Regions from separate parts of the Homo sapiens genome. Here all the other regions are linked to region 3. Evidence: chromatin loops called from intact Hi-C (ENCODE). Cell type or tissue: K562. All regions are shown on one strand. Region 1 has its middle 24 kb from the start of PRDM8. Region 2 overlaps LINC01088 (long intergenic non-protein coding RNA 1088). Region 3 holds the start of CFAP299 (cilia and flagella associated protein 299). Region 4 has its middle 13 kb from the start of PAQR3. Region 5 holds the start of FGF5 (fibroblast growth factor 5). Region 6 overlaps ANTXR2 (ANTXR cell adhesion molecule 2).

Region 1 (4,000 bases), 120 kb before region 3:
CTGAATCTCAGTTTTCTTCCCGGTAAACTGGAATATTGACAACTATATATGGTTGTGGTAAAGATTAGAGATAAAATATGGAAGTCCAAGTCAAATGATAGGCTGATAGGCACTAGATATATTGAATATATTATTTTCATAATCCTCCTCTGTAGGTCTTTGTGAATCTTCCATTGCCTTGCGGTTTCTAAACTTTAGGGCTATAAACCCTTTTGTTTGTTTTGTGAATAAAAAGAGAGGTGTTTCCTGTGTTCTTTCTGTGCAGTAAAGAAGATGTTGGGAAACTATGAAAGGAGATGTCCTGGGATACAGCTTGTTCATTTTCATGAAACTGGTAGGTGGAAAATTAACTAAGACAAATCAACTTGGGATGTGAACCATGGGCTCCTCTACTCCTCAGAATAGAGTCCTTATTTTCCCCAAACATCTTGAGTAAAAACCCATTCCCCCAGACTCGTTTGGAATCTCAGCACTCAGGAGTTCCCTTCCCTGGTGGTCTGGTGGAGCCCAGGAATGCTGGCCTTTAGGGCACACAGCCAGACCTGTTTGCTCACTCATGCTTGGAGTGAGCAGCATGGGAGGTCCTGATAAGCTGGCTACTAAAGGATGCAAGATGCATTCTGAGCGGTTGTATCCACTAGTGAGACAAGTCGTCAAATGGTCACTAAGGAATCTGTATTCTAAAAGAATAAAGGCATATTATCCTATGAAAGCCCTAAAAATGATTCTATGTAAAATATTTTCAAATATCTATATGACTTTGGAGAAAAACCAGCTAATCCCTTAAAATAATCTTTCAGAGCTCTTCTTTTCTAAAGGACCTAGAATAATCAAAATCTAAGTAGCTATTAATAATGACAAAAAAACTCATGGTTTTGTAGTTTCTGTCTTACAACAGAGTGAAGTAAAAAAATCATGGAGAATAGGGTAAATTTTAATCCTTGTTTGATTCAGTCTCTGTCTGAATGAAGTTTGAAGTATGTATGAAAAGTAAATCAAAGTAATACTAAGCTTACACACCCCCATTTTATATTCATATTTCTCCAAGTAAGTATGGAGCTGAACTAGCAGAAGTTTTCAACAGTTACTGAAACCTCACTAATACTATAAAACGACAATATTTAGTTGGGGAAGATCTATAAAGTTCAGCTTCTAAAAAATTCCCTAACCTTATGACAATTTTCCTATGTTAGGAAGAGAATAAAATGATAGTTCAAGATGTTTCAGCATATTTCCACATGCTCTTTAGAACTTGCTTGGGATTTTTATGTTTAAATGAAAACATAGTTTGTGAAGATATTTCTCATTTTCTGTAATAAATATCATCTTACTTTTTATTTTACTCTTTGGAAAAGACAGCTATCTTTAAAAAAAACATAATTTATGATGCCTTTTAAGAGAAATTGCATCTTTATCTTAATGAAGATCTCTTCTATTTTTACTATTTCATTACACCGCCATAAATCAACATCTTGTTTTCAACGTGAGCTTTGTAAATAGATTTCCTTTAAGATCCTGAAGTGAGGAAGCAACTGGGGCTGGTTTATGGCACTTGTTCAGCAGCAGAGGATCTGGACTGCTGCAGAGGATTAATCTTATTTTAGAATTCGGGAAACCAGCATGTGCTGTCTGGTCAGTCTTGGAGAGGTGTGCCACAGACCAGCTATATGAAAGGCAAAAGAAATGAAACATCAGTCCCAGAAATGCATGTGCTGATGAGATTCCATCACTCATTTCTCAGGAATCTAATTTGTATCTGTCATAGGCCAATTGGAAATGCATTTTTGACCAATAAATATCATGCCATGTGTGAAAAGTAGTTTTTACAGTTTATCTTATTTTAAACATATTAGATCATATTAAGATAATTTGTGAAATCCTTTTGAAGCAATGATTTTTAAATTTGGAAAGCAATCCAAATAAATACATTATGTTACTAAGAGTGTTTTTAAAATATGTTATCCAGATTCTATGCCCTTAGCCATTTATATTTATAATAAAAACTTATATTTATTCAAACATGAAAAGAGCCTACTTTATCAGTGAAGCTAAGAGCCCACTAGAGGTCACTTTTTCAACTTATTTTCCTTAATAACTGAAAAATTCAACCTAGATTCTCATCACTGTGTCTTTCTTATATGTCCTTGTTCACAGAGTTAGAACTTTTATTTCCTTCCAGAAAAAAAAAATTCTGCTATTTCTCAAAGTTTTTTTTTCTAAAATCCTTCTAATAATACTCCTAAGAACTTTTTCTTATTTCCTGAGGTCACAATTAATTTTTTTTCCATTTTTTTTCAAGATGGGGGTCTCACTATGTTGTCCAGGCTAGAATGCATATAGGTATGATCATAGCACACTACAGGCTTGAACACAGGCTCGAGATCCTCCTGCTTCAGCCTCTGGAGTAGCTTGGGTTACAGGTGCACACCACCTCACCTAGCTTCCTGAGGTCACATATTCTTATTTTTTAAGTATAATTTCTATTGTGACATTTTAAATGACCTTCTTAAGTACCTAATGAAATCTATATTATTTTTGCTTACTTAAATGTTATTATTTGAATACTAGCAACGTCTATTTCCTAAAGTTTTAATGGACTTTACAATGTTATACTAGTATGAAAGAACCAGAGGATGTGCAGCCTTCTTAAGACTTAGAAGTATCCGTTTAATTTCTATTTCTTGCTGCAAACACCAGTACTGCTGAAAAATGCACAGCATTAACACCTGTTGAATTGAATCTCTGTTTTCATCATCTTTTCCCTGGTGATCCATTAGAGCTGTTTTGAACCACGTTTTAAAAAGCAATATTTCTAAAGTGTGAATGCCTGATGTACTTTACATAAATAAAGGACATTTTATCATTTTTTCCTTACATTTGAGGTTTTGACTAGCATGAAAATGTTCACAAGCTGCTATTACGTTGTTAGTTTCACTACTTGTGCATAAAAAGTAGCATTTCAAACATAGTCTTGCGTGTAAACTATTAGGCCATCTGGAATAAGGTTACGGGTGTCCTGGCTTCCTAAACGCCCACATATATTTCTTGTATCCATAACTACATTGATTCTAAAGTATTTTCTCAGTAATTTAAAAAATTTAACAAAATTGCCATTTTAAAACCCAGAAATAGTATGATATCTCATTTATCAATAGAATAGGGACATTAGTAGGAAAATCACATACAGAGGCTTATTCTTACCTTCCAAGGAATATCTATCGCTTTATGTCATTCATCTATCACTCACCTATCTAGATACACTATAACAAAGGCTACTTTAACATAATTTGTGCCACTTTTGGAAAGACCTTATTGAAGAATATATTTATTATCTGAAAAAAGAGTTAAAACATCAGATGGGCTTTAAATTGTTTTACAAATAATAACTAATTTTAACAGTGTTACCTGTTCAGACCTTGTGATAAACACTCACATTCAAATGTGTGTTCACTTAGAATATATATCATAGTATTTTGTTGTTTTGTGTACACAGGTATTTTAAATAAAAAGTAACACTGAACAACTTCTCGTATGTGTTTGGTTTTATTCAATAATAGATGTTGGAGATATCTACGTGTTGTTTCCTATACATCTCTCCCATTTTTTTTTTAACTACACATACTGTCCTTGAGAATGGATGTACCCATAGTTAACCCATTTTTCTAGTGAAGAACATTTAGTTTGTTTCTACTTTTTCCCTCTTACAAACAATGTGGCTGTGTATATCCTTGTATACATGATCAAGCATTTCTCTACAGTACATATTGTGATATAATTGCTAGATTATAAAGAAGAGGCATTTATTTTATTGATTCTGTCAAATAGCTCTCTCAAGTGGCTGCACCTAACAGTGCTTGTAGAATACTAGACAACCTACACCCTTACCAGCATTCAGTATAAAGCTTTAAATTTTTTATTTTCATGCTATCTCACATTTGAAATTGCATTTTCCTAGTTATTAGTACTAGTTAAGTTTATCTTCTTTTCTTATGTTTATTGA
Region 2 (4,000 bases), 1.3 Mb before region 3:
TTCCCATTGCTATTTCAGTCTTTATAACTTTGGTCCCACAATGTTTCTCTCTCTCTCTCTCTCTTTTTATGAATGAGCATTTCCCCACATTATTAAATTTCCTTCAAAATATGATTTTTATGCTCAACATCACTAATCATTAGAGAAATGCAAATCAAAACCACAATGAGATGCCATCTCACACCAGTCAGAGTGGCTATTATTAAAAGTCAAAAAACAACAGATTCTGGCAAGGTTGCTGAGAACAATGTATGCTTATATACTGTTGGTAGGAATGTAAATTAGCTCAGCCATTGTGGAAAGCAGTTTAGTGATTTCTCAAAGAACTCAAAACAGAATTACCATTTGACACAGTAATCCCATTGCTGAATATATACCCAAAGGAATATAAATTGTTCTGCCATGGAAACACATGCATGCATATGTTCATTACAGCATTATTCACAATAGTAAAAACATAGAATTAACCTAAATGCCCATCAATGGTAGACTGGATAAAGAAAATGTGTTATATACACACCATGGAATACTGTGCAGCCATAAAAAAGAATGAGAACATGTCTTTTGCAGCAACATGGATGGAGCTGGGGGCCATTATCCTAAGCAAACTAACACAAGAACAGAAAACAAAATACTGCATGTTCCCACTTATAAGTGGGAGCTAAACATTGAGTACATATGGACACAAAGAACAGACACCGGGGCCTGCTTAAGGTTGGAGAGAGTGAGGAGTGTGAGGATTGAAAAACTACCTATTTGGTACTATGCTTATTACCTGGGTGCCAAAATAATCTGTACACCCAGCTCCCATGACACACAATTTACCTATATAATATACCTGCATGTGCATCCCCAAACCTAAATAAAAGTTCAGACAAACATGATTTTTATGTTTTTGTGTTACTTTATCATATGGTTGTGTCCGATTTAAAAATCCCTCTATTTTGGCCAGGCGCAGTGGCTCACGCCTGTAATCCCAGCATTTTGGGAGGCCGAGGTGGGTGGATCACCTGAGGTTAGGAGTTCGAGACCAGCTTGGCCAAATGGCAAAACCCTGTCTCTACTAAAAATACAAAAATTAGCTGGGTGTGGTAGGGGGCGCCTGTAATCCCAGCTACTCACGAGGCTGAGGTAGGAGAATCGCTTGAACCCGGGAGGCAGAGGTTGCAGTGAGCTGAGATCTCACCACTGCACTCCAGCCTGGGCAACAGAGTGAGACTCTGTCTCAAAAAAAAAAAAAAAGAGTACCTCTATTTTTACTTAGATTATTTCCCCTCTTGGGCTCTTATAAATAATATTTCTGTACACATTTATATTTAAAAACATCTCTGGTCATTTCCTTAGGCTAAATTTCTAGAAATACAAATTCAGGGGCATAAGATCATATTTTTTAAAATAATGAAATACTTATTCTCCCATCAAAAGTATGATAGCATCTGTCTCACTAGAGTCTTGATTATTATTATCTAAAACAATCTTGTTAATTCAGTAGATAAAAATTTTATGTTATTTTAATCAATGTTTTTGAATGCTAGTGAGATAGAACATTTTTTGCATGTGTGTGTGATTTGCATCTCTAATTTTTGTAGTTTGTGATGTTTTGAATAGACATTTTAAATTTTAATGTAGTAAAATCTATTTTTTCTCATTTTCTACTGGTTTTATATTGATAAAACAGTTACATAAGTTAAATATTTATCTTTATTTTCTTCCTATTTTATAGTATTTAAAAAACCCAAAATATTTAACTCTTTATCTAAAATACATTTTGGTGCACCTTGTAAAATGAGCATTCAAAATTAAATTGGATAAATTTAATTTTTTCAAATAGGTAATAGTTTTCCAATTGTTAATTTTTACACAGGTTCTTGACTAGTTTCAAATACTGAGGTTTTAAATTTCATTTTTATATTTGATAGACTGAGTGCTCCTTCATTAATTTTTTTTCCAAAATATCTTTGTGTGTGTGTTGATTTTTCATCCAGAGAAATTTTAGAATAATGTTATCTACCTTCTTCCAAAATGTTACATTGGAAAAAATCGACATATTTAAGTATTTTGTGTTTCTTCATTTAGTCAGATCTTATTTTACATTTTTTTCAGTAGTCTATTTTTAGTCAGATAAGTTCCATACATATTTTTGTCATGGTTATTCATAGGCATTTTGTATAGATTGCTACTCTGAATAAGATATTTTATTCTACTGTATTTTCTAGCTCAATTTACTGGGATACATCTTTAAAATAGTTTTTCATAGTCATTTTTAATAGTTCCCACTGTTAATTTCAGCACCAGAGGGAGCTGTAGGGTAGTGGAAAAAGCCCTCATCATTGAGAAGGCCTGAATCTGAGTCCAGGCTCTGCAAATTATTTCCCATGTAGCCTTGGCCAAATTATCTATGAAATGGGAGAATTCTTCCTGCCTCTCACAGGGTGTTGGGAAAATCCACTCAGAAGAGTAGGCACTCTTATTATACAATGTGGGCAGCTGATTAATTTACCTAGGTGTGAGGCAGAACTTAACAGGCAGTAGTTTTTATCTGGAGATGGGGAAAAAGAAAAAGCATTAGTAGCATTTCCAGGATTTGATATTAAAGTCAATATCAGCTTCTCATTTTATGCATTATAAATATCACCTGAAATTGGATGACAGATCATTAGAATGGTATTGCGGGACAAACAGTGACTGGGAAGCCAGGGAACATGAGTCCTGGTCCCCACGGTGCCACTCTGTTGGGTGATCCTGCACCATTCAGTCTTTTGGGACCTCAGTTTGCTAATATGTAAAATAAAAATTCAAATGTAAGTCAAGACGCATAAACTAATTCAAGATTGTTTCCACAAATAAAATTAGTGTACTCAGTGGAATACATGACTTATTCTGGACATGCTTTATGATTTTCTGGATTGGTTTCCAGTGTCCTGGTGTAGACTTATGATACCTGATTTGGATGGGTTTCTTGCACTGCCTAAAGTTATCGTAATTGACAGGTTAACAAACGTGAATCTTTCAGGATTTTTTTTTAAAAAATAAATAAAACGATGGTGAAAGCACTACAGTTTTTCTATTTCAAATATATACATGTATTTAAAAATTCTCAAGCTATTATGTCTTTTAGACTATGAAAGCATCAGCAGACCCTTAACTAGAGCTTTGTGAGGGGCAGCGCTGCAATCCAATGAATAATATCTATGAATCCAGGATCACGTTGGATATTATCACTCATTACCATTGTGAGAAAAGGATGATTAAACTAATAGTTACTCGGAGACACTTCTGATGACAGGAGGCTATGATGAAAATAAACTGGCTTCAATATACATTTAGAACCGGTAATAATGGGATGTGGCAGGAAGCCAATAAATGAACATGGCCCTCCGCTCTGATCAATGAATTACTTTCCCTTCTCTTTCCCTGCTCTTGAGGGCAGCACAGGAACCTTAATGAAAAATCAATAACCCTCTGTAATTCAGAAATGGAATCAATCGTTTGACCTGACTTTTTCTTTTTCCTTGCTAAGAGAATGCTTAGCTCAAGATAGAATTCAGTTGTAAAGAGCTGTTCTTCAAAAAGCCTACAGAAGACACCTGATATCAGTCCACAACAATTTATACCTGCGATGGGTAGGACTTTTCTTCCTTGCCATCTTAAGGAGTAATGAGTCTTACGTTTATTTTCCCCCACAGTTCTTCCTCATAATCCCTATCTTAAAAATTATATGCAACCATTAGTTGTTTTGTTTTTTTAATGGTTCTTGTGGCAGTTACTGCTATCAGTGCTGCAGATGCTTTAAAACATAGGTTGATAGCTGTGGATGCTGTCTTTAAACCCATCTGGGATCAAATGGGAATCAATTTTTCCACAGATCTCTCTGCATACTTCCTCTAGCATCTGTTAACTATTAAATTTGTGCTCAAAACAAGCCAGGGCCCACGTGCCCTTGACCTAAAGGCAATTAGGACAGGCTGAAAGGTAATTAGGATGTAGGTTTAAAAATAGT
Region 3 (4,000 bases):
CCAAATTCAATAATTAAATTGCATTCAAAAATAAGGCCCAAAATATCTTTAAAAACATGTCAGAATACATTCATTAAACAAACAAAAAAACAAGTTAGTAGCATCCTAAATATTGTGTCTATATCACTTAAAATTTGCAAGTCATGACATCCTAATTTTTAAGATGAACTTTTTAAATTAGGAAAGCTAACTGAAATGAAGTATCTTACCAGATGTTTTCATTAAAATTTTGTTAGCAAATCTGTGAAAATCTTCAAGATGAATTAGAAACGTACTTACAGAGCAACAATTAAAGGCTTAGCATTGTATTATATGCTAATTCCCAAGGATGGTTTGTAAAATATTAAAATCCAAAGATTGGTTCTGAACATATTTTGCCAGCTGTTGTGTTGGATTACTTTAAATTCATATTTTAAAAACACAATACTGTTCTGAAGAAAACAAAAAATCTTTAGTGAAAGACTTTATTTAATAAGATTTCACAGATATTTTATTCTTTAAAAAGGGCAGCTTCAACACAGCAAAATTTTTCACTGTGCTAAAATAGTAAAATAAGTGCAAGAACTTGGTGCCAAAAAAGGTCTGCAAAGACATTTTTTTGACTGAGTTTCTTTCCTTTGGGAATTTCATAAATTGCTTCTTGTACACAAACATTAGCAATAATTTACCTTTGTTATAACTTTAAAAATAATTTAACAAAATCATTATTTTATTATTGTCGTTGTCACAACACCATTTGATATACTTGTTTTTGAGACAGTCTTTTTGCAAAATGTCTCGGTATTTTTGTCTTGCATAACATTGTTTTAGAATGCAATTGGGAGCTAATTCCTAATATTTTGTCTAAGTATGTAGGCAGTGTCATACTTTTTAACTTTGGATTGCAGTTTGCACCTCTCTGGTTGCTCAACAGTTCACTGAAGCCTGAGTCGGTGGATGGGTATCCGACCTGAACTTGGGTGGGTAATTCCAGAAAGTTTTCACAGGAGTGAGGCAGAAGACAGAAACTGCAACAAACCGCCGGGGGGTGGGATTAACGTCCAAAGCTCACACCGGCTTCAACTGATTGGCAGGAACGAAGTGGGTGGAGCCTCCTGACCCTGCCCTCCTGCTTCCGTTGCTAGGGACGCTTCGGCCGAGGATACCGCAATGGATCAGGAAGAGGGGCTGAAGGCCTTGGACAATATTGTCACTCAATTCAACGCCTATGAAGATTTCCTGGACTCGCAGATCACTACTGTGGACTTGTACTACCTGGAGGTAAGGGCGGAGCGCGGCAGAGTAGCCGCCGCCGCGCGTCCCTCGGTCCCTCCTCGAGTTCCCGCTTCGTGGGCTGGTCGCCCCCTGGCGCTGGACAGCTCAGCTGTCAGGCGCCGCGGTTTCGGGACCGCGACACTAAAGCCGCTGGCGAGGTGAATTGCCGCGTCCTTACCGCCCCGCGCTCCCCGGTCCGGACAGAACTTGGGCCCCTAGAGTCACCCAGCGCAGAAACGCGCGGGCACACTCACACTGGGGAGCCATGAATTTGTGCTTCTTGGCCTCCCCTGCCTCCTCCCAGCCCACTCCCATTCCAAAGCCGCTCTCTGTGAGGAAGGAGGTCTGCTGAGAAGTCTCCGGCTGTGATCTAGGACAGACACCTGTTTCTCTCTGCTTTGCCAATTGGTATATTAAAGAACAGAAGATGGCATCTTTACACCAACCTAGTGTATTTGGTGTTATATTGGGCGTTTGGGTTCATGAACTTCCACCTCACACTAATTGATTCTGAAAGTACTTTAATTACAGAGACGCATTACAGGTAGTTGTGCAGACATATTCCTGATTCAAGTTTATCGAGTTGATGATCACAACTAACTTTGATAGTAAAAATATACACACAAAAAAGGAGCGAAACTGGACCTAATGGGTTGCTTTCCTCTGCCCAACAGCCAATCCCCTCCCCAGCTACCCCCGCTGCAGGGTGGTGGGGGACAGAGTGGAGTTCTTGTCCTGTGCCACGGGAGAACCCGGACGCGCAGGAATTAACAAGTCATCAGTGCTAGGAAGCTGGGAGGCGGACGATGGCTCCTAAAGTCCCAGTATATTCCTAGCCAAACTTCCCGGATAGGCCCACTGAATGGACACTCACCTGGAGAGTCGGCCGTGCTCTCCACAGGACCCAGAAATGCCTTATCCCTATTTAGGCCAGAGAGAACAGGCGCCACTATGTGGTGAAAAGCCACATCAGTCTGGGAAGGATTTGCATCCTGCCACCAGCTCCCCACACTTCTGAACTGCAACAAGGTAACTGCATTTTAGTGGATTGACACTTTTGGACTTCAAAGATTGGTTACAGAGGCATTTCACTTAAATATGGATTACAGGTTTCAAAAGTGTTATTCTTCAGTACATTTAAAAAATAAATGTAGGTGGTATTTCCAATATAGCTCCTGGCTTCAAAAGCAAAATTTTAAAACATTATACAGATAATATATTTAAAGTCATAAAAGTCAGTTTATGCCTTGCATCCAAGACACTGAAAAAGTAATGCTGCTAAACAATGTTTACATCTAAATTTTTGAATGTTTAAATAAACAAAAAATGAAATATACGCTATAAACATCTTGATAGACTAAAATCATCTTTGTAGCATATGTGGAAGATTGGCAAATTTAAACCTAGTATTATTAAGAAAGGTTTTAATATTTTTTAAGGCACAGTTCTTCATGTGAGTATGGACCTAAAACATTAATATTAATTACAGATGTGAAATTAATAATTTGTGTTTCATCAATCAGAATTTTTTTTTTTTTTTTTGAGATAGAGTTTCACTCTGTGGCCCAGGCCAGAGTGCAGTGGCCCCATCTCGGCTCACTGCAACCTCCGCTCCCCAGGTTCAAGTGATTCTCTTGCCTCAGCCTCCCAAGTTTCTGGGATTACAGGTCTGCACCACCATACCCAGCTAATTTTTGTATTTTTAGCAGAGACAGGGTTTCACCATGTTGGCCAGGCTGGTCTCGAACTCCTGACCTCAAGTGATCCACCGGCCTCAGCCTCCCAAAGTGCTGGAATTACAGGTGTGAGCCACCACACCCAGCCCATCAATCAGAATTCATTAAAGGTTTCCAAAATGGAAGGTGGTAATTATATTTGGGGAAATGACAAAGAAATTTACTTTTATATTTGGCATTGATTAAGCTTATTTTTGTTGTACTTTCATAAAAAGTAAGATGAAGATTTAGTTGAATAATGATAATTAGACAGGTATATATATGTTTACATATATATGTATATATTTGGATTGATTAGTGACAACTTTTAAAGTGCTATTATTTCTAGAGATCTACATTCTCAAATACTTTCTGTGGATGTAAGTTCATTGTGCACTTAGGTCACACAGAAACAAGTAGACTCCTCAGCATTCTTTCAGTAGTATGGCAAGCATGTTTCACAAATCATGGATCATGCTAAGTGAGCTGATACTTGTGCTTTTCCTCTCTCTCTCTCTCACACACATCATCATCATCAGTAACTGACTTTGATTTGAATGGAACAACTTTTAAAACATTTTATTTTAACTAACAAAATTGTCGATATTTATCATATACAACATGATGTTTTAAATTATATATATTGTGGAATGGCTAAATCAAGTTAACATATGTATTACCTCACATAATTATCATTTTTTTGTGGTGAGAACACTTAAAAATCTATTTTCTTGACATTTTAAAAGAACATAATATATTGTTATTAACTGTAGTCACAATGTTATACAAGAGATCTCTTGAATTTATTTGAATGAAACAAATTGTAAACTGTAAATTAGAGGTAGCATGTTTAGTTAGAAGAGGCTAGAGTCACAAGATTTTTTTTTGGTTCTAACTCTGCAATATTGTGTTTTTAATCAACTTGAAATTCCATTTTTTACCTACAAAATGAAACAGTTGGACTAGATTATTCAAGTTTCCTAAAGTATATAAAATGTTATGAGTTATCTATACTTTCATCTGATTATCTG
Region 4 (4,000 bases), 1.4 Mb before region 3:
CCTATCTTCTTATTACTTGTTTTCTTATATTTTCTTCGGTATGAATATATACACTCCAGTTCAAGAAAATGAAGGGATTTTTTCTTAATTTGGGCTGATGTATTTTTATTTTTAATAAATGCTGTCAGAAACAGGACCACCATTTGCAGAGCCCAGAATTAAACAAACACCATCTTGCAGAATGGTTAAGAAAATGCATCAGGAACCACTAATAGTAGAAATCACCTCTTATAACAGACAGGAGTAGTAGCTTGCAATAATCTCATATCTGATTTGAACTTATAAAATTGAGGAAGTTCAGTGGTGGCTTCATCATCTATTTGCAGTGTAAAATTTAGGAAAATATGCATAAAAGATGAAAAATGCAAGTTAACATAATGTTTCATTTTTCAGTGGTGTTTTGAATTATTATTGGGAGCCTGTTTGTATCAGAGAAAAGAATGAGAAGAGACATTTATCAAGAATTTAAAGGAGCTACTCTATAGTAAAAGATGATTGGGTACATCTTCAATAGAATTCTTTAACTCTATTGTGGCAAATTGAGAAATAGGTTGAAATAATGGCGTAAAACCAAAAAAATCAAGGTTGGCTCTGCTCTTTGGAGTACCAGGTACCACATACACCACAAGGCCCTGCCTAACTCAGAAGATCATCTCCATTAGTCCAACACAGAGACCTAAATGATTGTTGTGTCTTCAGAAATACCTCATGAAAAAGTGTTCAAATTACTTTGGTGATGAGATCAATTAGCATTTGTCGTGAAATCATTTACCAGATTAGCTAGTCACTACCTAGGTTAGAACCCTGAGAAAATAAAGCACAGGCAGTTTAGTTTTGTTGAGAGTAAGGGGGATTGTGGGAAGTTCCTAGCATGAAGTATTTATAAGGAAGAAGGAAGGAGGAGCTGAAAAAGGAGGTGGGAGACAGGGAAAAGGAAGCAGGAGCATCCTGGAGTCTTAGAGGATCAACTGGCTGTAAACTTTTGAAAGACAGGAAATATGGTGGGTTCACCATTGTATGCAGGTTAAATATCACAGCACCTGGGACATAGCAGGTGCACAAAAAAATATTTATTGAACAGATGAAAGAACGTATGTTCTAAAATGAGGGCTGGTATCGATTCTGAAAGGGGCGGAAGGAGAGCATTCCAAAGTAAATTTATGTAACAAAGTTTTCCTGGCCCTGGCCCTGCTGAAGCTTGTAGAGCCATGGGTATGAATATAAGAGGCTGTGGAATTTCCTTCTGTAAGATCTTTAAAAATGGTATAGATTCTTACATATCTGGAGGGGTTCCTATGAAAACCAGGAGAATGATCTGAATAATCTGAATAGCCTCTGGTTCTTTCTTCCTTGGGCTTTTGATTTGTTTTTGTTTTTCAATTTCAAGAGATGCAATGCAAAATTATATATTGCCATAATTACTACCATGCAAATAACAATAATAATTTATTGAGTTTACTGTATGCCAGACAACTTGCTGAGTGTGGAATCTCCACTAATGAATTGTCTCATTTTTATTAACTCTGAGGATTTTGTCAGTTATTATACAGTCCTCCTGCAGATGGCACTCTTCTCCTGCAGAATTGTCACCTCTTGCGCTCTGGACTTGAGCCTTACACTGAGATAGGGATGAGAAATGAGTGATTTTAAGGTTGGTACACTATGATTAAAAAAAAAATTATCTATATATGATTTGAAATTCCTAAATATGAATAATCCAGCCCATTAGAAATTTAAAGAGTTTTTAAAATACGAAACTTAAGTTCACAAAATTTTTCAATGGCTTTGCAGCTTTGTCTTTATCTTTATCATAACGGAACATAATTTGCTGTTCTATTTTCCTCAGGAAAACTAAACAAAGAATGTTTTTTGACAGGCAAGCTTCAGCTCAGAAGATGGATAAATAGCTCTTCCCCTCCCCTATGCTTCACTTTGAACTTCCCTCTCTACCTAATCTCTGGCTCATCTTTCCTCTTTTGGAGGGCCCAGGGTGATTGAGCCTGTCGAGATGAATAGCTGGTGAAATCTGACTGGTTCCTGGGTGGGCCACTGTTCATCAGGCTCACCTGGTCCAGCTGGGACTCAGCTTTTCCTTCCACAGTGTGGCCACAGCTAGCGCTGAGTACAGGCCTTCGGAAACCTGCAGGTATAGATGGGTAAAGCAGAATTAACAACATGCCCAGAAATAGCAATTTCGTTATTACTATTCCACGGTATTTACAAAGACACTGTTTTGTGCTTGCATAGCTTTCTTTATGCTTCTGGGCAAATGTGTAAAACATTTTTAGCTCTTATGTGGCTCCGGCAAGTCAATATGTCACCTCCAGTGATAGCATCTAGTTGTCTGGCACACATGTGAAACATTTAGAATTATATAGCTCAGAGCTCTGGAATTGGTATTACCTATTTTATCAGATGCCTGTGTATAGCGCTATAAGGCACTGCTTCTTAGAGTATGATCTATTGATCATCTGCTTGTGAATCACTAGGATGTATGTTAAGAACAACAAAAATAAAACAAAATCTTAGACCTGCCTTTCTTCCCAGCTGCATAACCAGACTATGAAGGATTTAAAAGAAACTGTCATTCTTGCCCTCACTAAAGCTTCAGAACCATGAGAAAACAGTGCTTTCAGGAGCTAGCAGTTCCCTGAGCACAAATTAAAAGTCTGATTTTAGTACTGGCCTCCAACTACTATCCTTTTCCACTTGGGGATATCGTTAGTGATCTCCCACTCTTTTTATTCTCAATTAATTAAAGCTTATCCCCAGAGTCTTTATTCAGTAAAGATGATCTGAGAATCCCCCTAAGTTTAGTGCTTTTTAATAAGGTCTCCACTGCTTGCTTAAGGGAACTCTAAATTCCAGCACGCTTCTTTCTTCTGGATTAAGGGCTGGCGCAGTCAGGATCTCTTGTGTAACTTTGTCCTCCTCCTACCCACATCTGTCTGGTCTCTTCTGGCCACCCTCTTTTCCTTCGTACTAGCAAGCAATGATTGTTTAAGATCTGATCCAGTGTCCTTCCTCAGAGGAGAATTCCTCGAATCCTCCTGGAAGAGGTGGTTGAACAGTCAGAGCAGTTACTGCACTGCTCCGTAACTTGTTTCCTATCATCTTGGAAGTAGTTCCCATCTTATTTGAATCCCTGGTATTAAGCCTAGGGCCTTGTAAATAGTAAATGCTCAGTAGATGTGTATTGACTCACTCAAAGATTAAAAAAAACACCTTTCACTTCTGTTCTTGTATAAAATTATAAACCAAATGTTAATAAGTGAGCTCCTTGAGCATACACCCATGGCTTTTTCGTCTGTTAACATGAACAAATGAACTTGTGAAAGAAAATGTTCTTTTCCATATACAAACAAAATGTTATTTCCATATACAAACTTGAGACACCGTGGACACTAAGGATAGGGGCCATATTTCATTCATGTTCATACCTCCAGCTCTTAGCACAGTATGTAGCACGTAATAGCACTTGCTAAATGTTTGCTGAAATAAAATTCAAGAAGCTACCCACGAATCACTCTATGTTACCTCAGGCAGTACAGGAGAAAAGGCAGCCTCACTTTTACATATGTGCCTGGAACGTTCTCACAAGCAGAGAGTTAGTTAGAGGGCTTGTCCTAGGTGCTGCAGCTATTTAGAGGTGGATGCCAGACTAGAAATCGGGGCCGTTCAGGTTTAGAGGAGTCATGCCTCAGCAGGAACAGGTGGAAAAACAATCTTTTTGAGCAGGCTGTAACGCAACATATCGTTGGTAGGGGGCAATGCTGGCACACAATATACATGAAAGAGGCCGACTTTCAGAAGAGGAGACTTGGGAAAGTTTAGGGTATCCTTTGGAATCAATGGATGGAACCATGACCAGTGTAACAGCAACCACAACCAGCACCAGAGCCAGAACTAGCACCACAACCACCACCAATATTAATGGCCATTTATTTCATGATTGGTGAATGGCAGCACTGATTTTTTAGAACCGAAGTCTTCTGATTTT
Region 5 (4,000 bases), 70 kb before region 3:
GAAGGGAGCAAAGACAAGAGGCTGATAACAGCTCCAGAAACTGGACTCCAGAGTCCTCTTGACCTCCTGGGTTTAGACAGGGGGCTGATAGTGCAGCTGGGGCAGGAACCACTCTCCTCCTCTTTCAGCAGACTCCTTGGGAAAAGGAAAGGGAGAAACAAGCAGCTGGATTTGCTTTGGAGAATCTTCGTCACTTGAGGAATGGGCTGTGTATTTGCGTGGCATGGGGGAACTTACAAATGGCATTCAGCAGCATCAATGTGGCTTAAACCCTGACAGCTTTGCCACAGACCTCAGGGCATTGCCTGAAGAAGGAACAGCACCCAGGTTCAGAACCATCCTACAATCATCCTCCCCAGAAGAAGGTGATTTCAGTCAAGTAGACCATTCTGAGAGATACTGTGACTGTTCTCAATGTCTACTTTTAGGGTTGCCTTGTAAGGATCTGCCTACCCACCCTAGTTAAGGGAGAAGTATATAACTTGAGCCTAGAACAGTGGACAGGGGGTGTGTTCAGCTCTGGACAGTATCTCATGTAGTGTGCCCATGTTATGCACATCTATGTGTGATGTCCTCTTTCTTTATCACAGTGGTTTTACTACACTTTCCAGGTAACCTTCTGTTTTACAAGTACTTTGATGTTACTCTGGCGGTGGAAGATTCCAAACCTGAAAAATCTGCATTGTTTTATATGCGTTTCATTATTGAGATGGAAAACCTTAAGTAGGTACTCAATAATGGGTAAGGCCGTTTCTTAGCTTCAACCTTGGTTCATCTGAATTGACCTTATCAGTCAATAGCACGGGCCGTTTCATTAAAATAACCAATGAATAATGTATCATAGCTTAGTTTAAAGTTTCAAATATGTTTTTAGACAGAAACATTCCAAGCATGCAAGTCAGGTGTATTTCCCAGATAAATAACAGTCTGGGGACGTTGCCCGTACAGGGAAATTCTCTGTTCTCAAGGAAATTTTCCCTTCTCGGGTTTCCTGAGGTTGAAATCCAGCGCGCACGTCATTAATCATTCACTGAGGTCGGTCCCTCAGTCAATGGCAGGTCTGGGTAAGCTAAAGCGAGCAGTTAGCTAACCCTTCCTGCCACGGGGATCCTGGGGCGAAAGAGGACAACTGGGCGGTCAGTTACATGTGCTGGTGTCCAGCCGCTGCCTCTCTTTCCCCGGTCGGAGCGCGGGGGTGCGTGTGCCCTCACTCTCACGAATACAGACGGAGAGCTTCCCAGAAGGAAAAACAAATTCGTCATAATGTTCAGCGCAGCCGAGAGTTTCCAACAAGAAAGCAGCTCCAGTCGTGGCATGATGACTCAGGGTGGCGTTTTAAACGCTGAATAAACCCATTCCTTAGCTCTTTAATAAATCGCTAATAACAGCAAAAACAGCCTTCTCCCCGAACCGCGCCACACCAAAGGCTTCCCAAGTTGGGCTGCGAATCCCTGTTTGGTTTTCCAACGCCGAAAGACGTAGAAGCAGTGGGATCTCCTGGTGGGACGCATTTCTCCAAGGGCTCCCAGAGAGAGGACGAGATAGCAGGGTTTACAGGGCAAAGAGAGGAGAACCTGGAAATCGTGTCCTGGGGGGCAAGAGTGCGTTGCCCAGTCACAAGTGTGCTGTAGAGGTGGGAGAGGACAAGGACCCATTTCCACATTTCAACCCTCCGTTTCTATCGCTGCCCCTGGAGGACTCAGCTGCTAACGCCGAGCTCGTTTCCACGCGGCTCTGGTCCTAGTCGGGGAATCCGGGTGGCCGCGCGACGCGAGAGAACTGCTGGGATGCGTGGCCCTGGTATGGGCGCACCCAGCGTCCGGGGCGCAGGTTCTCTCAGCCCAGCTTCTCCTCCCACTCACTCGCTCGGATCTCCTCCCTCCTTCACATCCCCCGCCCCCGGGACCGCGAGGCTCCCTCCCCGCACCGGCCAGTGAGTACACAAAGCCGCGGGTGAGGGGAAGCTTCGCAGGCGTGCACGGAGCAGTGAGATCACTGGCGTTATAAATATCCCGGTGCCAGCGCGGAGATCCGCTCGGGTGGCCTCTCTCTTCCCCTCTCCCCTTCTCTTCCCCGAGGCTATGTCCACCCGGTGCGGCGAGGCGGGCAGAGCCAGAGGCACGCAGCCGCACAGGGGCTACAGAGCCCAGAATCAGCCCTACAAGATGCACTTAGGACCCCCGCGGCTGGAAGAATGAGCTTGTCCTTCCTCCTCCTCCTCTTCTTCAGCCACCTGATCCTCAGCGCCTGGGCTCACGGGGAGAAGCGTCTCGCCCCCAAAGGGCAACCCGGACCCGCTGCCACTGATAGGAACCCTAGAGGCTCCAGCAGCAGACAGAGCAGCAGTAGCGCTATGTCTTCCTCTTCTGCCTCCTCCTCCCCCGCAGCTTCTCTGGGCAGCCAAGGAAGTGGCTTGGAGCAGAGCAGTTTCCAGTGGAGCCCCTCGGGGCGCCGGACCGGCAGCCTCTACTGCAGAGTGGGCATCGGTTTCCATCTGCAGATCTACCCGGATGGCAAAGTCAATGGATCCCACGAAGCCAATATGTTAAGTAAGTTACTCGCTCTCCTACAAAACCCGTCCTAGGCGGCCGCGGAAGATTCGGGAGGGACAGCAGGTATTCGCCGGGACACAGGCTCACCTTCCTGAGCCCAGGCCACTGGGACCAAGCTGATACTCAGAAACAGCCGGGCGGGTTGGGTGGAGATGCATCTATATGGCGTGCGCACACGCACCCCTCTCCTGGGCATGAGGAATTGCGATTTCTCAGGTGTATGTTACCTAGAGGCTGGTGCCCAGACGGGTACCTTGTTTTCAGTTTGCTCTAGCCTCAAAGACGAGTCCCCAGCCATGACAGGAGAGAACAAAAAACTCATTTCTTCTCACTCAATTTGTTTACCTTCTGCTTATGAACTAGCCTGGCATTTTTCATTAGGCATCAAAGGCAGCCCTTCTCCCTATCCATAACTGAAGTTATTTTTTGAAAAGAAGAATCAAATCCCAAATACTTCCCTCTTCCATCCGCTACCATAAACCTCAAATTAATATTGTATATGTATATGTATATATGTATATAAGTCTATGTATACAATGTATACACATAGGTAGATAGATAGATAGATAGATAGATACACAGATAGATAGACAGACAGATAGATAACTAGGGGACACCAGACAGACATTCCTGCTTGGAAGAAGATTGTGCTCTAGAAAACTGGACGCGTTTAGAGAGGGAGACATGATAAACATTGAAATTACTAACTCCAGAGTTGGATTTAACAATGTTTAGTATCTTGAGACCATGACTACACCGTATTAGGAGAGTGGCCAGCCTTTGGTCCCCAAGAACAGTTAGGGGAAAGTTCCTTATTTTAGAAGAAACGCAGAGGTTAAATTTGGTAGGGGTGCAGATTTTGTAGGACTTTTTATAAACAAAGTTTTAAATTTTCCCTCTGAGTTTTTTCTTTCAGCACGCTCTCTTTTTTCCTTTCTCATCTCCTCTTCCCTTCCACCCCATCTATGTTTCCAGACCATCGCAGCCACTCCTCTGGTTTCTCTTCACTGCCTCTAGGCAGCTGGGGGCAGGGACGGTTTGGGGCTGTGAGTAGGAGTGGGGAGATCTCTGTGGGGCTTTTGCTCAGTAGGGCCAGATCGCTCTTCCAGCGCGGGTTGGTCCACCAGGCAGAGCCCCAGCCAGGGCCTGTCAGGTACCCAGGGAGACCGGAAATGTAGCCAGGAGACAGCAGCGCTCACAGTCACCTGGTTTCAGTGTCAGCCTGGTTGCTCCTAGATGTTCCTAACTTGCTCCATCTCAGACCAAAGACTCCACGGGCCATTGGGCTCCTTCTTACACAGGCTCCAGAGGAGCGTGGACACCACCGGCGGTCTGAAGATTTGGCAGCCAGCAGTCTCCAGAGGGGGGTCGGAGGCGCGCAAGTGGGTAAGGCGGTAGGCTGGCTAGCCTCCTCCGGTGGGTTAAGGGGGCCTAATGCGGAAGACCTG
Region 6 (4,000 bases), 420 kb before region 3:
AGTTTCAATTCATCACAAAGAGCACAGCTCTGTGTGGAAACTTTATTCTATTACACACTTTTCTTCTGTATAAGAAGATACAGAATGTACCAAGGATATGACAGAAACAAAAGTCTGGTCATAATAAAGGCTAAACTCACAATCGGAATCTTTAACTTCACTCAAATAATTTTCAGGCAATGATTAGTATATCTTAGAGTGGGAAGCTTATTGACATTTTCCCAGAAATTGTTGCTAGCAAAACCTTCTCATGAGCCTCATAATAAGTAAGAAGGGAATGGAGATGCCCTGAAGAAAAATGTCTGATATTACATTACTACTCTGCAGTTAAATAAACCAAGAGGTGAAAATATGACAACAGTAGGAACTGACATATTTGCTGTTGCCTAGGTATAGAGACCCCAACTCCACTGCAATATTTAAAACTGACTTCACTGTCTCATTTTCACCATGGCCGGTAATAGCAGCATTAACCAGAGCAAGTGTCATGTCTCCCATCTCTTGAGCATTAAAATTCCACTGGCATTAACGCTTGTGAGCTCCTTTACTAGCTATCTGCACAGGATGTATTTCACTGCTATAACTGTTATAGTATTATGCTCACCTCATAAATATCCATTGACAAGCTGAAGCAAACAACTGCACTTTAGTTTAGACTTTTCAAACACAGTTAGCTGATTTATTTATAAATCACTTCTAAAAAAAGGTTACTAAACCTTCATGTTGTGTACGACAGTAAAGAGTGTTTCAAATTTAAAATTGTATACAAAGCATCCACACGCATAGACACAGAGACAAATCAAGAGGTCCAGGAAATCACTGATATAAGGAGAGACTTGAGAACACAATAGCCATTTTGAGTAGAGATTTTCTGTAGCAAATGGAGATACAGAACTGAAGAAAAGGCATGTAGTATCACATCTTTCTCTCTCTGTCTCTGTCTCTGTCTCTGTCTCTCTCCCTCTCTCTCTCTCTCTCTCTCTCTCTCTCTCTCTATATATATATATATACATAAAGAATCTGTGCTATCTTTTGCTCTAAATAAAACTGCAAAATTTTGAGCTGAAATATAAATTCCACATACTCTTTTCTAATGGAAGCTCAACCTATAAATGTCCAATTTTACAGTAGAGACCACGCACCATATGGATATTCAGTAGATGTCATGAAGAGAAGTTCTGAGTTTGGCTGAAAAATTTACCTTTAAATGTTTTTTATTCAGTATCTTTAATCTGTCATGGCACCTGCAAAATTTCAGTGACTCTATACATATGGTTAATATTTATTTTGCAAATACCCATTTTTAAATATTTGTTGAAATTCAGGCATACAGTTGGCAGTTAATGGTACACCTAAACCACACCTCATAAGATGAAATAGATGCTTCTAAATTATTAATTCCAAGTAAGATACATATCTAGATGTAGATATAGATATCTATAAAAATCTTTGTTGGAAATACCTTCTTTTGTGCTTCCTAATAAGTCAAAATGGGAGGTAGATGCCCCAAAGGTATTAATAAATAGATATAGATATAATCAGGACAGAATTCTATATACCTTTTTAGTTGCTTAACATTTATTTTGTGAGGCACATAGTAGATAATGTAGAAATTGTTTTCTGCTTTCTAATCTCAATTAGAATACAGATCATTTCATAGATCTTAAATCAATAGTAAAAAAATTTCTCATAATATGACCTTAAAGCAATAAAAAAACAGAAAGCAATTTATGAATATTGTAGCATTACTGGTGTTAACAAGAAATTGAAAATGATCCAAATGTCCACCAGGAAGAGAAAAGTCGAATAAATTAAGATACAGATAGAAAATGGAATGCTATAAATAATATACATCTGTTAGAAAGAATGAGGAAAATTTCTATACACCATTGTGGAGTGATGAACAGGATTTATGAAGGGGGTTAAAATGAAGGAGCATATAGTATACACACTATAGCATCTTTTATATTACAAAAAAGAAAGATACACTGGCATTAACATATGCTTAATTTTTAAAGGGAAAGAAAAAAATAATTCGTTTGAAAATAAAATTGGTTAGCAACAGGTGAGAGGTACAGAGTAGACTGAATAAGAATGTAAATGAGATAAATTTCAATATATCTTGTTATATGCTATTAAATACAAACATGTAAATGTTTGACTTTTGAAAAACAGTTACACAATAAAAAGAAATCCCAACAAATTAAAATAAACTTCACTAAGTGCAAGGCGGAGGCCTGCCAAAAGCATAGAACATGGCAGGAAAGCTGGTGTGGAGAGGTCCTACCACAGTATCTGAGGCTTTCTTTGAGAGCCAAGAAGTAGTCAACTGAAGGCTGGGAGAAAGGCAAGAGGGTAGAGAAATATTTCCTCCTCCAAAGGCACATGGAGCCTTCTCAAAGGGAATAGAAGCAGCCCACTGAAGGTTTGGGACATGGCAAGAGGAAAGAAAAAAAAATAGCCCTGAGGGACCCAGAGCCTTCCCCAACCACAAGGTGGCAGCCTGCTGAAACCTGGAAGCAGAACTGAGAAGTATCCCACCAAAACTCATGGGGCCCTCTCAGATTGCAAGTCATTGGCCAGTCCAAGTCTGCAGGCAGAAAATCAGTTTGAAAGTGGGTCTCCCAAGGTACAGAAAGTTTGGCCAGTTAAGGGGACTGTGGCAGTTAGAGACAAAAGAGACCTCCGCTGCAACTTTACAAGCTTGCTGATGAACTGTAATGGAAAAAGCAAGAGAGATAGAGATAACTCTCTACTGAAGGCAAATCCTTAATCCTATCCTCAAATTCATGAAAGCTACTAGTGAACTAAAAATAAGTAAGAGTAAAACTTAACTACAGATTAGCAACAGGACAAAGGAAGTGGTATGTGCTTTTCTAAGGGTAAACGTTACCAGACGAGTCTCTTTTTTAATTCCCAATATCTAGTATAAAATTACAAATTATGGTACACACAAAGAAGCATAAAAGTATGACTCATAATCAATGAAAACACAGATAATATAGGCAAATCTACAGGTGGTTTAGATGTTGCAGTTAATAGACATGGACTTCAAATAGCTATGATAAAAATAATAAAAGATCTGGCAAAAAAGGCAGGTAACATGCATAAAGATACTGGGAACATCAGAAGAGATGGAAACTATAAATAAGAAACTGTAATAATAGGATACCAAAACTAAAGAGAAAATATACAATATCCGAAATAAAAAATGTATTTGATTGGTGTTAAAGTAGAACGGACACAGCAGAAGAAACACTCACTGAATTTGAAGGTAGGAGAATAGATATTGTTCAAATTAAAAAATAAAGAAGAAAATAACTAAGGAGAATCTGAGCCCTATGAGACAATATCCAATGGTTTGTCATATAAGTAATAAGTGTCCCATAAGGAGAGGACAAAAAATGGGGCTAAAAAACTACTTGAAAAATAAATGCTCAGAACTTCCTAGAATTGATAGAAGACACAAACTTACAGATCAAAGAAACTCAGTTAACCATGAGAAGGATAAATACATAGAAACCCAGGGAATATAGAGTTAAACTTCTGAAAACCAAGAATGTCATGAAAGCATAACTCTTTCCCCTTACCCTGCCCCACAATGAGATATAAAGAGGGAATGGTGATAAGCACGACAGTTGACTTTTTATTAAAAAACAATGAAGGACACGAGGCTATGGAACACTCTAAAATAGTAAATGGGGAAAAATATCAATTAAGATGTCTCCATTCAGAGAAAATACCCTTTAAAACTAAAGACATTCTCAGACAAACAAAATATGAGATCATTTATCCACAATAGCTTTTAACAAGTGCGAAAAGTTCTTGAGACAGAAGAAAAAAGACACTGGGGATGGAAGCTCAGGTTTGCAGGAAGAAATAGAGAAACAGAATAGTAAATATGTGACTAAATACACAAGTAATATAAATAAAGAAAATAAATTTTTATGACACTATTACTTAAAGGAATAAATAATAACATATTGAATTCATAACATAT

What was found. Peaks named below come from ENCODE experiments on the same cell type or tissue, not always from the same donor. Only the 100,000 strongest peaks of a DNase experiment are listed, where the experiment ranks them.
Region 1: a loop joins it to region 3, with 9 times the contacts of the local background. A loop is called at or near these places in 18 of 110 quality-filtered maps.
Region 2: it touches region 3 in a loop (5-fold over the local background); 3 of 110 quality-filtered maps call a loop at or near these places.
Region 4: a loop joins it to region 3, with 10 times the contacts of the local background. A loop is called at or near these places in 31 of 110 quality-filtered maps.
Region 5: a loop joins it to region 3, with 2.3 times the contacts of the local background. A loop is called at or near these places in 9 of 110 quality-filtered maps.
Region 6: it touches region 3 in a loop (3-fold over the local background); 3 of 110 quality-filtered maps call a loop at or near these places.

The regions. Positions count from the first base shown.
Region 1 is chr4:80,219,289-80,223,288 of GRCh38, forward strand. No RefSeq gene overlaps it. Among named protein-coding and RNA genes, the nearest start is that of PRDM8, 24 kb to the left of the region's middle. In K562, a CTCF peak has its summit at 2,044 (motif pointing right); a DNase peak (open chromatin) is centred at 583.
Region 2 is chr4:79,039,976-79,043,975 of GRCh38, forward strand. All of the region lies in intron 2 of LINC01088 (long intergenic non-protein coding RNA 1088), which reads left to right. Among named protein-coding and RNA genes, the nearest start is that of LINC01088, 70 kb to the left of the region's middle. In K562, a CTCF peak has its summit at 2,301 (motif pointing right); a DNase peak (open chromatin) is centred at 2,326.
Region 3 is chr4:80,334,620-80,338,619 of GRCh38, forward strand. CFAP299 (cilia and flagella associated protein 299) reads left to right here and starts at 1,111. Exons shown (of 6, transcript NM_152770.3): 1 at 1,111-1,260. The coding sequence starts at 1,150. RefSeq lists an enhancer at 1,103-1,252. In K562, CTCF peaks have their summits at 1,342 (motif pointing left) and 2,207; DNase peaks (open chromatin) are centred at 1,092 and 2,192; H3K4me3 peaks cover 1,410 bases.
Region 4 is chr4:78,950,499-78,954,498 of GRCh38, forward strand. No RefSeq gene overlaps it. Among named protein-coding and RNA genes, the nearest start is that of PAQR3, 13 kb to the left of the region's middle. In K562, CTCF peaks have their summits at 1,564 (motif pointing right) and 3,764; DNase peaks (open chromatin) are centred at 1,583 and 3,753.
Region 5 is chr4:80,264,631-80,268,630 of GRCh38, forward strand. It overlaps FGF5 (fibroblast growth factor 5), which reads left to right and starts at 2,034. Exons shown (of 3, transcript NM_004464.4): 1 at 2,034-2,549. The coding sequence starts at 2,195. RefSeq lists an enhancer at 1,729-2,260. In K562, no CTCF peak of the experiment used is centred here; DNase peaks (open chromatin) are centred at 1,091, 1,881 and 2,351; H3K4me3 peaks cover 1,862 bases.
Region 6 is chr4:79,914,869-79,918,868 of GRCh38, forward strand. The region is part of intron 16 of ANTXR2 (ANTXR cell adhesion molecule 2); the gene reads right to left. Among named protein-coding and RNA genes, the nearest start is that of PCAT4, 89 kb to the left of the region's middle. In K562, a CTCF peak has its summit at 2,494 (motif pointing right); a DNase peak (open chromatin) is centred at 2,503.